Linked DNA regions of Homo sapiens: region 1 is linked to region 2. The links are chromatin contacts, found by Hi-C or POLR2A ChIA-PET in ENCODE. All regions are on one chromosome and are shown on one strand. The core of a region is the stretch at or near the end of the contact, and the rest is flanking DNA. Distances in the headings are between cores, read along the strand shown. Region 1 holds the start of HIPK1 (homeodomain interacting protein kinase 1). Region 2 holds the start of ATXN7L2 (ataxin 7 like 2).

What was found. Hi-C counts contacts between places; a loop is a spot of excess contacts on that map. ChIA-PET counts read pairs that join two places held with the same protein, here RNA polymerase II (POLR2A). Pooled maps may share reads with other maps.
Region 1: a loop to region 2 is called in a pooled map, with 4 times the contacts of the local background. The contact joins the promoter of HIPK1 here to the promoter of ATXN7L2 in region 2. A Hi-C loop is called at or near these places in 1 of 37 single-sample maps with no recorded cell type and 1 of 50 pooled maps. POLR2A ChIA-PET finds 5 or more read pairs at or near these places in 1 of 52 experiments (T-cell).

What each region holds. Positions count from the first base shown.
Region 1 is chr1:113,924,382-113,930,866 of GRCh38, forward strand. It overlaps HIPK1 (homeodomain interacting protein kinase 1), which reads left to right and starts at 4,943. Exons shown (of 16, transcript NM_198268.3): 1 at 4,943-5,151. It overlaps HIPK1-AS1 (HIPK1 antisense RNA 1), which reads right to left and starts at 5,144. Exons shown (of 3, transcript NR_110726.1): 1 at 4,981-5,144; 2 at 3,863-4,007. RefSeq lists an enhancer at 4,854-5,173 and silencers at 5,294-5,343, 5,364-5,673.
Region 2 is chr1:109,480,857-109,487,367 of GRCh38, forward strand. ATXN7L2 (ataxin 7 like 2) reads left to right here and starts at 3,049. Exons shown (of 11, transcript NM_001350175.2): 1 at 3,049-3,224; 2 at 5,201-5,266; 3 at 5,650-5,754; 4 at 6,151-6,361. The coding sequence starts at 3,098. It overlaps SYPL2 (synaptophysin like 2), which reads left to right. Exons shown (of 6, transcript NM_001040709.2): 6 at 1-1,278. RefSeq lists enhancers at 2,521-3,138, 3,139-3,758 and a silencer at 2,952-3,121.

The sequences.
Region 1 (6,485 bases), core at 3,693-6,192, 4.4 Mb after region 2:
AACTTCTCAGATGTAGCTGATGTGGACCCAAGCAGATTCCTTGGATATTGAGAGCTGAATATGGGTATTGACCAGAATAGATTCTACCATTCAGCTGGACCAGGCCATTCTTCCCAGATTGTCAGTCACCACTCATACTATGAGTAATCCTATATAGGAACCACACAGCTTCTGCCCAAACTATGCCACTAAAACCGCTCTCTCGAAGATCAAATACTATCTCTCTCTCTCTCTCTCTCTCTCTCTCTCCCTCTCTCAGAGATGGGAGTAGTGGCTCTCACCAATATCAGTAATATCTATCTATCTATCTATCTATCTATCTATCTATCTATCTATCTATCCATCCATCCATCCATCCATGTATCTAATCTATCTACCTTAGAGATGGGGGTCTCAATATGTTGCCCAGGCTGGATTTGAACTCCTGGGCTCAAGCAATCCTCCTGCCTCAGCCTCCTGAGAAGCTGGGACTATAAGCACATGCCATCATGGACCAGCTAGCAGTGACCTTTCCATAAGCCCCTGAGGTATGGGGATTGTTTGCTACACAAGTTAGCTAAACCTAACTATTCATTTGAATAGGCAACGGACAGTGTCTGCCAAATTTCCCTATGCAAGCTTTCTCTGCTAAGGATACTCAAAAGGAGTCTTAAGAGAAAAATCTTGGTAATACCTAAGGCTTGCAACCTGAGGAAAGGGATGAGCAGGGAGGCTGAAGGGCTGATATTCACATACAAGCATTCAGTAATAAATCACTGTGGGCCTAATGCTCAGATCTTTTTTTTTTGGTCGGGGGGACAGAGTCTTGCTCTGTTGCCCAGGCTGGAGTGCAGTGGCATGATCTTGGCTCACTGAAACCTCCGCCTCCCGGGTTCAAGCAATTCTCTGCCTCAGCCTCCCAAGTAGCTGGGATTACAGGCACCTGCCACCGCGCCTGGCTAATTTTTGTATTTTTAGTAGAGATGGGGTTTCACCATCTTGGCCAGGCTGGTCTTGAGCTCCTGACCTTGCAATCTACCCACCTTGGCCTCCCAAAGTGCTGGGATTACAGGCGTGAGCCACCACGCCCAGCCATGAAGAACATTTTATTACCCCTTACCAGAAAAAGTCCTGTATTCTTCAAAAATATTAAAGACAAAGAAAAGCTGAGGAACTGTGCCAGATTAAAGAACACTAAAGAGACATGACAATTAAATGTAATATATGATCCTAAACTGGATCTTGTGCTGGAAAATAAAAAAAATGCTAAGAATGATGTTATTTGATCAACTGACAACATTTGGAACATGGATGGTAAAGTATTACAGCAATGTTAAATTTCCTGGAGTTGTTAATTGTATGTATTTTGTTTACATAAGAGAATGTACTTATTAGGATATTCAAGTATTATGTGGTAAAGGAGGATGATGCATGCGATTTACTTTTAACTGCTTGGAAAAAAAAATATGTACGTGGGCTGGGCACGGTGGCTCACACCTATAATCTTAGCACTTTGGGAGGCTGAGGTGGGTGGATTGCCTGAGTTCAGGAGTTCAAGACCAGCCTGGGTAACACGGTGAAACCCCGTCTCTACTAAAATACAAAAAAATTAGTCAGGTGTGACAGCGGGCACCTGTAATCCCAGCTACTCGGGAGGCTGAGACAGGAGAATCGCTTAAACCCAGGAGGTGGAGGTTGCAGTGAGCCGAGATCATGCCACTGCACTCCAGCCTAGGTGACAGAGTGAGACTCTGTCTAAAAAAAAAAAAAAAAAAAAAAAAAAAAAAGGCATGTATGTGTGTAATATAACTCTATCTATCTATAACTGCAAATGATAAAGCAAAAGGGGCAAGATGTTAATAATCTGGGTCCTCTTTTTGTCACTCTTGCAACATATCTGTATGTTTAACATTATTTCCAAATAAAAAGTATTCTGGGGTCTGGATTTTTAAAAAATCATTGAGGTTCTCCTCCTGTTGGCTCAAGGGACTTTTCTGCTTTTTATCGTTTACTGCAGACCTTCACTCTAATCTGGTTTTCCCAGTTTCACAACCTGTTGGCTTCTATTTAAATTCTCTTTTTTTTCCTAGCCCCTAGGATTCACTATTTGTTTGAATAGTTTGCCTAGCTTTTTGGTTCAGCTTCTCTCAAGACACAGCCTTCTCATCAGCTTCTCCTATTTGGCCTTAAGCACTGCCGCTCTTGGGCAAATGACTTCTTGCCTGCAACACTGAATCTAGGCTGTAGGCCCTAGAAGGATGTCATACCCTGAATGAAACTTGAATGCTTCCGATTGCTAACTGCTCCACCTCCCTCTCCAGTTGCTCTGACTTGGTTTAGGAGGATGTATTTCACATATCTGCCCCTTCTCGCCTTCTTTCCTGTGTAATCAAACCCTCATCATAGTTTTCTGATTAGGATCCCTTTCTCCAGTCTTTACCCACTCCAGCTAGCCCTCTTCCTTCACCATCACTAGTTCTCTCTCACATTACCTGTCTGAATAAACTTCTTTTTTGAGACAGAGTCTGGCTCTGTTTGCCCAGCCTAGACTGCAGTGGCACGATCTCGGCTCACTGCAACCTCTGCCTCCCGGATTCAAGCGATTCTCCTGCCTCAGCCTCCCGAGTAGCTGGGATTACAAGCATATGCCACCATATCTGGCTAATTTTTGTATTTGTAGTAGAGATGGGGTTTCACTGTGTTGGCCAGGCTGGTCTTGAACTCCTGACCTCCAGTGATCTGCCACCTTGGCTTCCCAAAGTGCTGGGATTACAGGCATGAGCCACTGTGCCTGGCTACCTGTGCGAATAAACTTCTAACAGCTCTACATTGCCTTTCAAAATCTGACTCAATTTACCTTACTACTTCCAAATCGTGCAACTTCTCTGCTTAACTGTAAGCTCCTTCAGGGCACAGACCATGCCTTTTCTTCTGTGTATCCTTAATTTCTTTTTTTTTTATTTCTTTCTTTCTTTCTTTTTTTTTTTTTTGAGACAGAGTCTCACTGTCGCCCAGGCTGGAGTGCAATGGTGCAATCTCGGCTCATGGTAGCCTTCTTCTCCTGGGTTCCAGCGGTTCTTCTGCTTAAGCCTCCAGGGTAGCTGGGATTACAGGCATGCGCCACTACACTTGGCTAATGTTTGTATTTTTAGTAGAGACGGGGTTTCACCATGTTGGCCAGGCTGGTCTCGAACTCCTGACCTCAGGTGATTCACCTGCCTCAGCCTCCCGAAGTGCTGGGATTACAGGCATGAGCCACCACACCCAGCCCCTTAATTTCTTATATAGTGCCTAGCACACAGAAGATGCTCTATAAATAGTTACTGAATGGACAAATGACTAAACTTTGAAACTTCTTTGACCTTACTATGCTCAAATATCACTTCTGATGTTCTTCTCCGACTCTCTCACTTATCTTATATATGTCTGCACACGTTTTTTCCTCATTAGACTGTAAGGTCCCTGAGGGAAAAGACCATGCTTTATTCACCTGTCTCATTCATACCTGACCCAGTGTCTAGAAGAGTGTATAGCACAGAGCAGGCACACAAGCAGTTTGCTGGATGAATGAGTGAATGATACTAAAGAGGAGAAAATACAGACTTTAAGAAGCTCTCCGTATAGTGAGAAAGACTGAGGACCTAAGAGCAATGAAAATAGAAGTTAACAAGTATAAATAAAGAAGGTACAGGTTAATTTAAGTAATCAGATGATGATGCAGAATTCAAATAAAATAGGAGTCAATCAGCAAAGGTTCCCGAAAGGGTGAATTCTGAGAGATATTTGAAAAGAGGAAAGGGACATAACTTGAGAGAGCAGGAGTTTAGGAACATGTCAGAGAGTTAGGTTGAACCAAGGCATGATAAACATGTTTGAAGCTTACATTCTGAGCAGGATCTGTTCTACCCAGACCACAGGTTTCTGCCTTTTTTTCTGGCTCATCAAGCAGGCATGTTTACCCACTCTTTTTATCTTCATGTTTCCCAGGTCAGCCCAATGTGAGGACTTTAAGTAGTAGAAGGAAGTTTCTGTGAAAATATGCAAACAAAACTGCCTTGTGGGATCGAACATTTTTGGTAACCCTAGTTCTCTAGGGAAATAAACTTCCCTGTTCCAGATAAAATGGAACTGCTCCCCGTGTTGTTAAGCCAGAGAGAAAGCCAAATGACTTCCCTTAAAAGGTACTTCAGCGCATTTTACACAAATCATAGTTTTCTGTGTGTGTTATGGGGATCCAAGGAAATCAAAGATGTTAATGAGTGAGATTTGAGAAACAAAACTTGATAGTAGAATTTTGTCTTAGCCACAACTGCCCTTCTCCTCACAGAGTATATGCAAATACCGATGGTGACGGACAGTCACTTTCTAGAGCTCAGATCACTGCTGCCTCCAGCACTTGTGGGATGGAAAAAATGAAGAAATTACAGTTGCCCTAAAAATGTCCCCCACTTCAGGAACCTGAATATTTTACACAGCAGGAGATACATCGGAAGTCCTACAGAATCTCTTGACTTTGGGAGATGCAACTGCTTTTCTATTAGGATAACCTAATTTTCTGTGTCCATTTTCTCAGAATGTTGTGCCCAACGCGTTCTGTTTCCTAAATACCCAGCCTTCCTTCTGGTAGAGGCAAGAAAATTATGCTAGCATTCGCTCACTGCATGTTTTGAGCGTTTGAGTTCAGAGTACAGCTATTCTCTCTCCTCGTAATGTAAACACAGGTTCCCACGGCGGCAATGGGAGACTCCCCTAAGGGGCTCTTGACGTACAGGGAGACTTCCAGATATGGTACACAGATGTCACATTGCTAGAACGTCTCTAGACGGCAACGAAACATTAAAGCCTAACCTGAGGTAATCCCTCACCGGCAGTGAAGCTCCTCTGCTAGGCACTGTCGTCCCGTACACTGCCCAAGCTCTGGGGGTGTCACACTAAACTGTGGTGATGTCACACTAGCTGGGATGACATTTTACAGTTGGATCCCGTACCACCGCCAGGCACCTTTAAATCACCGCAGAGTCTGCAGTGCGGAGGGGGCGGGAAGTCCAGGCCCCGCACTCGATCCACGCTGGCTCCCTACGGAGGCCCACCTACTCGAGGCCCACCGACTCCTACTGCAATCAGTACTATGCGATCGTCCTAGAGAGTCCATTCAGCTGCACTTCCGCCTCAGTAGGTGTCATGGCGCGGGGCGGGTGAATAGTTCCGGCGAGGCGGGGCCGGCCGGGTTGAGGGACGGCCGCTCGGCATTCCGTTCGTCGGGTCTGGCGACAACGGCGGCTGCGGAGCAAGGGGCCCGGCGGTAGCCCCGGACGGCAGCAGGAGGCCGAGGCGGGAGCGCGCGGGGCTGAGGCGGCGGCGGCGGCGGCGGGAAGGGGCTGGGTGGTGGAGCGGGAGGGAGGCTGAGGAGGCTCCCCCTGCGGGACGGGCGCGGGGACGGCTCCGGGGGGCGGGGGCCGGGGCCCGGGCCGGCTCGCGCGGGGGGTATGATGACCCGGCTGCGGGGCCCCAGATCTCGTCTCCTCCGCCGCCTCCTCACGGCAGCCCCAGCTCGCGGCTGAGAACCAGACACACCGGCGGTGAGTGGGGACGGGCAGGAGGGGTCCTCGGCGGGGAGCGACTTCCCCTCAGCTCCCTGAGGCGGGGCCGGGCCGGCCGCCGGCTCTCCTGGAGCGCCCAGCCTGCCGGGGGCGCCTTCCTCAAAGGGCCCCTGCCTGGGACCGGGCGCCGCGTCTTGCGGCCCGGCCGCTCACTGCCGCTGAGGGGATTGCCTTCCCAGGAAGGTGGGGAGGCTCCGGGCTGGTTTTCGGGGCAACTCCCCCTGCCTCCTGCCACTTCTCGCCTGGGCGTGTTGTCCTTAAGTGACAGGGGACCGCCTTGCGTCTCCTCACTCGGCCGGTTTTTTCCCCGGCTGTCGTGGCAGGTTCCCAGTGTGTGGCTTGTGCGTGTGTACTTCACAGCTCCGCTTATCACCATGGTTTTGGGTTATTTGTGCTGTTTGGGACCAGGAAGCCGTGCCTGGAGAGGACGACAGTGGGGTGGGTGTGGAAGCTTTTCTGTCGTCTCCGCTGATGTTCTGTAGTCGTTAGGCTTGTAATTCGTAATGACGGTGGAGACTACGTGAGACCAGCCCACCTAATGTATATCTGTACAAGGGAGATCTAGAGGTCTGGCCCAAAGGGAAACTTTTGCTGCCACCACTTTCAAAGCTTTCGTTAAAAAAACAAAAGGGAGGGGGAAGGTGGAGAAACAACCAAAATTCTGGTAAGGCCCACACTGTTCACAGGTCTGTGGGGAAGAGTCCCCTTTTTGTGCTTAGCAACCAAGACGTGGAGTTCCGTCTCCAGGAGCGTTGGTCTAACCTCCAGTTTGTTGTGGTGACGAGCTGTGAGCAATGGCCTGTGTTTATGCTGGGCGAGCTTTCTTTCCTACTTGGGGAGGGGGGTTCAGGATGGGAGGATGCGGGTAGGGAAGAGGGGGGGAAAACCCCCAAGCTCCAGTAAGTC
Region 2 (6,511 bases), core at 1,799-4,298:
CTCCTTCAGTCCCTCTCTGGGCCCCAAGGCTGAGAATCAGTGTTAACTGGGTAAGGATCATTTGCTTCCTACCCAGCTCAATCTGCCCTGGCCATAGGGCTTCCCAGGGAAGGAAGAAGAGGGAAGAATCCGACCACTTTCCAATCCAGTGCCAATTGGCCCACTAAGCATCCTAAAGGTGAATGTGCCCTGTGCCAATCTCTCCTCAGGACTGAGTCAACCCCCTTCAACCTCCTCACCTCTCTAAACACCATCCATAGTAACATGTGCATTACTGGGGTACCTAGGAGTCAGGACTTTTGACTTCAGGCCAGTCATTTCCTCCCGATGGGGAAAGGGTGAGATTTACATCCCCAAATGCTTGAGTCCCTCAGTGAAAGAATTAGTTTTTGTTTGTTTGTTTAAGATTTTGGGGAAGAGATTTGAGGAGGAAAGAAAGGAGATGGGGTGAGAGGGTTTTTAAGTCTGAAACTCTCTGTCATGAGCTGTCCCCATGGTTACTCAAGGACAAGGGGGGACAGTTTTGCCTACAGCTCCAGAGACACAGAGAACAAAGGGGTGACCTTCATTTTTCTTCAAGCCGGCCTCTGTGGGGGTCTGTGAGCAGCTTCTACTGGATCTTTGTTTGGATTCTGTGTCTGTATTTATAATTTATTTGAAATGTGCTGGGTAGTGTTCTCATTTGGGGGCTGAAGTTAGCAACTGGGCCTTCAGCTAGGGAAAGCAGTTGCGGGCAGGGGGTGGGGGGAGATTATATTCACTCCTGCCAAGGACTCCCAGCCCAGGACTCTCTTTAGAGCAAGGAAGCCTCGTTCTCTTTCTTCTCAAGAGGCTCTCTTGTTCTCCATCAGGAGAGCCTTGATTTAGGCTACGGCCTCACTCTCTATGGCCACCCTAAGAGGAAAGGCTACTTCACCTCATTACCTCCAGAGGGCTGGGCAGGGCCAAGTGCCTCATAGGACTCATGTTCTCTCCAACCAGGGCTGGCATCACTGCTTTGCAAAGTGGGGCCTGAGGTAGAAGAAGGTGTCTGGTTTCTCCAGCTGCTGTAGGAGGCTAATGGGCAGGGTACTTGCCCTTTGTCCCACTAGACTCTAACCCAGCACCAGGGTGCCCACCTAGGACCTTTCCTGGACATGAGTTTCCTTCACTATCATAGTCATGAGCCTCCTACTTCTGGGATTGCAGATCAGGGGTGGGGGGAGAATGTTGCATGTTGTTTTCTGGTGCTTGTTATTATATATTTGAATAAACAGTGCTGCAAGTACTTGCCATGAAGGATCTGAGACTGGAGTCCTTCCGGGGATTTATTTTTTCTTCCTCTCCCTTGCTTTAAGTTCTTGAACCAATATCAGGACTTTCACCAAGATATCATTCTACTGCTTTCCACTGTGCACCCCAAGCAACAAAGTCAGACTCTGTTGCTTGGGGTGCAGAGAGGAGAGCAGTTATTCCTAGCAGGCTCTGGTCTAGTGACATCTCCTCTTTTGGTGGCACCCAATTAGACCAAAGTAACTGGGACTCATTAGCAATTCTGGAGCAAACTCAAAAGGTGAGAGATAGTGGCTTCCACAAAGCTGTTTCCATTTGTTCTCCTACCATCTGTGACCCAAACAGGCTTCCTGTCAGGAGTTGAGGGCCATATGCTTCACTTTCTTAACTATCAGCTTCTTGTTGAACAAACTTGCACCTCTATCCCTCTTCAGAGAGTCACACACTACATTTACATCCCCTAGAAAAATACCTTGGGTACAATTGAACATTTAATTTTTACCTGATTCCTGGATGCCCTAGGGATCATCTGTGGGTCTCAGGTTGAGATTCCCTGCCCTCAGAGATTATTCTTGAAGTACTTACACCTTCCCTGGATGAAAAGGAGAAGAAAATCTGAGGTCTTGCTCCCCAACTTGTTTTCCCCTTAGCTAAAGGGTCAAGCGTCGGGGGTGAGGTGTGAGAGGTTGAGGAGGAAAAAGGATTAGTATTACTTTTTTAATGCGATGGCGGCGGGGGGGGGGCGGGAAATGGAGTAGGCAGACTTTTGTCTGATTGTGTGAGGGTGGGAAGAAATGTTATCAGCTGAGAAGATGAAAGAAATGGATGATTAAGGTACTTTCCAGACCTTAGCAAGGAAGATGACAGCTCTGATGAGAAATCTCCCTATGCCGAGGCTTCAGAAGCAGCCCTTCCAGCAGAGAAAGTATTCATTAGAAAAAGAAGGCAAAGTGATGGATGGAGTCAGGGTCCAGCCAGGGTTTGGGAAGAGGCTGTACAGGGTATCGATCGCAGTTCTCAAGAGAAGAGAGACAGATCAGCAGAGATGCTGCAAACACCAGCTGCCTCGGGGCCACCCCAGTTCTGGGGCTGGCTCTGGCTCGGAGACAGCCTTCTGTCATCCTGTCATCATGACAGGTGATCTTGGTCAGCTTGGCCAGGTCCTCTCAAATCCAGACAACGCCACGCCAACCCTCTGCTCTGCATCAGGGCAGCGTGGGTTTCCCACAGAGGAGGCACGACACGGGAGCCGAGGCCCTCCCCCACACCACCCCTGTGTCCTTCAGCACCTCCTACAGACTCCCTCCCCTTGCCCTTCTGATTCACAGCGCCCACCTCCCTGCACCTACCCTATTCGATCTACAGGGGAGCGGAGTCGCTTCGTGGCCGCCAGCCCGGGAAGGGGCGCCAGCCAGCTGGCGGACGCACGGCTTAGAGGGGCGTCTGGGCAGAGAGGTTTGGGGCTGGGGAGAGATGCAGTGAGCTTGGGAGAGTGGACTGGTAGCACAAATAATGTGTGCATAAGGGTTAGAAGAGGAGGTCCTGGAGCTTTGGTCTTCTCTTTTCCCCCTGCAATTGTGCATTTCGGAGGGACTCTTGCTGCAAGCTCGGTAGGCAATAGCATCCGCTCCAAGACTACACTTCCCAGAAGGCTGTGAGTGGGTGGGGGGGGGGGGGGCGCGGGGAACAGGCAACCTGTGTTGCGCTTGCGCAAAGACTGCGCTGGAAAGGCAGGTGGGGAGGAGGGGAGGCGTGCCCGCGACGGGGCGAGGGGGAGGGGGCCGCGCGGCGGCGGCGCCAGGGCGGGCGCGCGTCCGCGGCGGTGATGGCGGTGCGTGAACGCGCGGCGGCAGCAATGGCCGCTCTGGAGCGGCGGGTGCCGAGTCTCGATGACTTCGCGGGACAGAGCTGGAGCTCGTGGGTGGAGCGGGCCGACCTGCCCGCGGCTGACGGTGAGTAAAGCCACCCTAAAGTCCGGGGACCCCATCACTATCTCCCCTCCCCCCTTCCGGGCCCCCGCCAGCTGAGGGGAGCCGCCGACTGGAGCCGCCGTCCGGCTCCCCGGCCCCCCAAACAAAGGACCCGCCGGGTCCTAGTGCCCGCCCGCTCCGTCACCTTCGCGCCTCCGGGTCCTAGCGCCTGCTCACCGCTCGCAGCCCACCCTGCCAACCTCTGCCTCTGCCAGTCGCTAATACCTGCCCCCATATAGGCTTGCCTTTATCTTTCTCCTTGCCTGCTGCCCCTCAGCTCGCGACCCTCCTGCACCTGCCTCCAGCTTTCCCTGTCCGCAACAGTCCTCCACGTGTTTCCCACGCACCCCACTTCTGTGCCCCCTTCCTCACCCCCCTTGTTCCTTCGCCTTTTGCCCCACACCTCCTGCTCCTTTTCGGCATTTGCCTGCAGCTGCAGTGCTTTTAGACCCCCGCCCTCTCCGCGTTAGTTCGTCCGTCCATCCATCTATCCTCCCTCCCTCCATCCTTCGGTCCATCCATCCATGCCTCCAACCCACTGTCCTTTCCCAGGCCTCTTGCCCTGCCTCTTGGCTCTCTGCTCTTACTCTCACCTTCTCTAGGCCCCTGAGTGCCTTAGTGAGCGGGCCTACAGCCCCTTCTTCTGATCTTTGTCTTCTGGGCCCCAGGGAGCACCTGGCCTCGTGGCCTTTCGGGGTGACAGCAGGCATCACGCCCCTGAAGAAGTTTGCAAGTGAGAAGAGGTGGAGGAGGAGACTGCACGGAGGGGTCTCTAATGACACTTGTTCTCCTCTGAGACATCCGACTCCCAGTTTCGTTCTATCCATCATTCCCCGCACTTGCATTTAACGGACTTAGAGTGGGAGCTGCCCCTTGTCTCTTGCGTGCCTAACCCACGACCCCTCATAATCTGGATATTATATAAGATTGTCAACAATCTTCTCATCCTAGAAAGGAGCATATCTGTTAATGGGCATCAGAGAGCAGACCTAAGTGGGAGCCCAGGCCACCCTGGGGCTGCCCCATGCTGGGTGGGCAAAGATGGGGCCATTGTCAGGGTCTGGGTGCATTGAGAACCGGAAATGGAGTCAGACGGGTTTGGTGACTCAGAATTGATTTTTTTTTTCCCAAGGGACAGGGAGGGGGCGTAGAGGAGGGAGGGGGGAGGAGAGAGGTAGGGGGATGGGGAAAAAGCTGCTTTGCACAGCTAAGATGTTTTTGTCATTAACCCAGAAACTGAGGTACAAGGGCAACCCCTGCCCAAAGGCCCTCTAAGAAGGGGAGGGACTTGCATAGCTGACCAAGGAGACTTTGAAGATGCTCAAGGACCAAAGACAGCAGTTTCTCTGCTCTGTGACCATCCTATCAGTGCAGGACCTGAGAAGCTGGGTGTAACTTTGACAATGCTATGGTAACCCAGGTGGAGCAAAATTGAGTTCATGGGGGTGGGGACCTGGGAGAGTATCTATTTGGGATGCCACATAGTAGCAGAAAGGACCCATCGAGAAATCTCAAGAAGAGACTCAGGGACTTATAGAAACATTGGTTAAGGACGGTTTCCCCTTTAAATGGGGAAGCAGGCCCAGAAAAGAGATGATACTTACCCACAATCACCCAACTAGTTAGCAGTGGAACCCTAAACTGCACCTTGAAGTGAAGGGTCCCATAAGAAAGGTGGATGGATTCTTCTTAGTGGGGCCATCTTAGTCCAGATGCAGCAGGTGAAGGAAGATGGGCATTTGAGAATGGACCCACTGAAAGGTTCCCCAAGTGGTCCTAGCACCAGGAGCTTGTCACGGAGTGTGGGCTTCATACTGTTGAGCTGCAGGCCCTGCTTGGGGCTTCTGGAAAGGGGACAACCTCTGGGTTGTCTTCTGGGAAGAACAGTCTCTGGTAAGGAGAGGCTGGAGACTCTCTAAAACTGGCCCTGACCCTTCTGAGCTGTGTTTCTCCTCTAGGGGCTGAGCTGGAGGAGAGTAGCAAAAACACGAAGAAGTTGGATGCCATGACCCTCATTAAAGAAGGTGGGAGTCGACACACATTAGGGCTGGGACCCAGGGCAGACAGGACCACGCTCCACTTTTCCACCACACTACAGAAGGAGGTGGCTGCTTGAAGCAGCTGTCTGGGGACCCTCATTTTGATAGGTCCGAGTCGGCCGGTTGTTCTGGCTCCTGTGACCTGTCGTTGGAGATCATAATCATAGGTGATTGCCCACTCACCTGAAAGCGTATACCCTTTGGGACTGCTTAGATCGAACTCTGGAAGCTGGAAGCATTCAGCATGGAGCTTGTTATATCAGCGGGGAGGTGAAGTGCCTTCTGAGTGTGGGGTGGGAGTGCTCTCCGATCTTCCAGAGAAACCCTGGGATCTTCAGCCCCAGTGACATGGGCTTCTGTCATTGCAGACATGTCCATCTTCGGGCACTGCCCTGCCCATGATGACTTCTACTTGGTTGTGTGTAACCACTGCAGCCAAGTGGTGAAGCCTCAAGCTTTCCAGAAGCACTGCGGTGAGGGGAGCCCTAGGGAGGAGATAAAGGGACAGGGGAAGGTGGAGCATGGAACTCTGAGGACAGGGTCAGTTGGGAGGTCTCGTAGGGTAATGGAGGGTGGTGTTGAGGATAGGAAGGTTGTGGGGGTGGCTTCAGAGCATTGTGGGGAGTCGGGTTATTGTTTGAACAAAATTCTAGCATCCAGTGGAATTACGGGAGGAGTTAAGACATTCAGGAAGCTGGGTCTTGAATTTTGAGTCCTAAAGGCTCAGATTCAAATGGGAAGGAGGCATGTTTACAATCTAATTTATGGAAACTCAGATTCTCTCATGTGAGTCTATGGACATGGTTAGGTTGGGGAAGGAAGTGGTGATACCACTCACCTTGATTATTCTTTCCACCTCCTGGTGACAGAAAGAAGACATGGGCCCCTCAGCAAGCTTTATGGCCGGGCCCCACCCCCACCTCCAGCCCCTGCCAGCTCTCAGAAATGCCATGTAGTGAATGGGCAGGGCCCAGCTTGTAGGGCCCCAGGTTCCACGAAAACCTCCTCCAGGGAGAAGGGCCAGGGGTCCCGGAGCCGTGGCCACCAGCCTCCTGAGAAGACCCAGAAGGACAACCTCTGGTAAGGAGAGGCTGGAAACTTTCTAAGACTGGCCCTGACCCTGACCCATGGATGGGCTGACATCAATACAGACAGCCCTGGGTCAAGGCATACTCCTCACAGCAGGAGGCAGCCGTCCTGTCTGCAGCTTCCTTCCATATATTCCAGGGA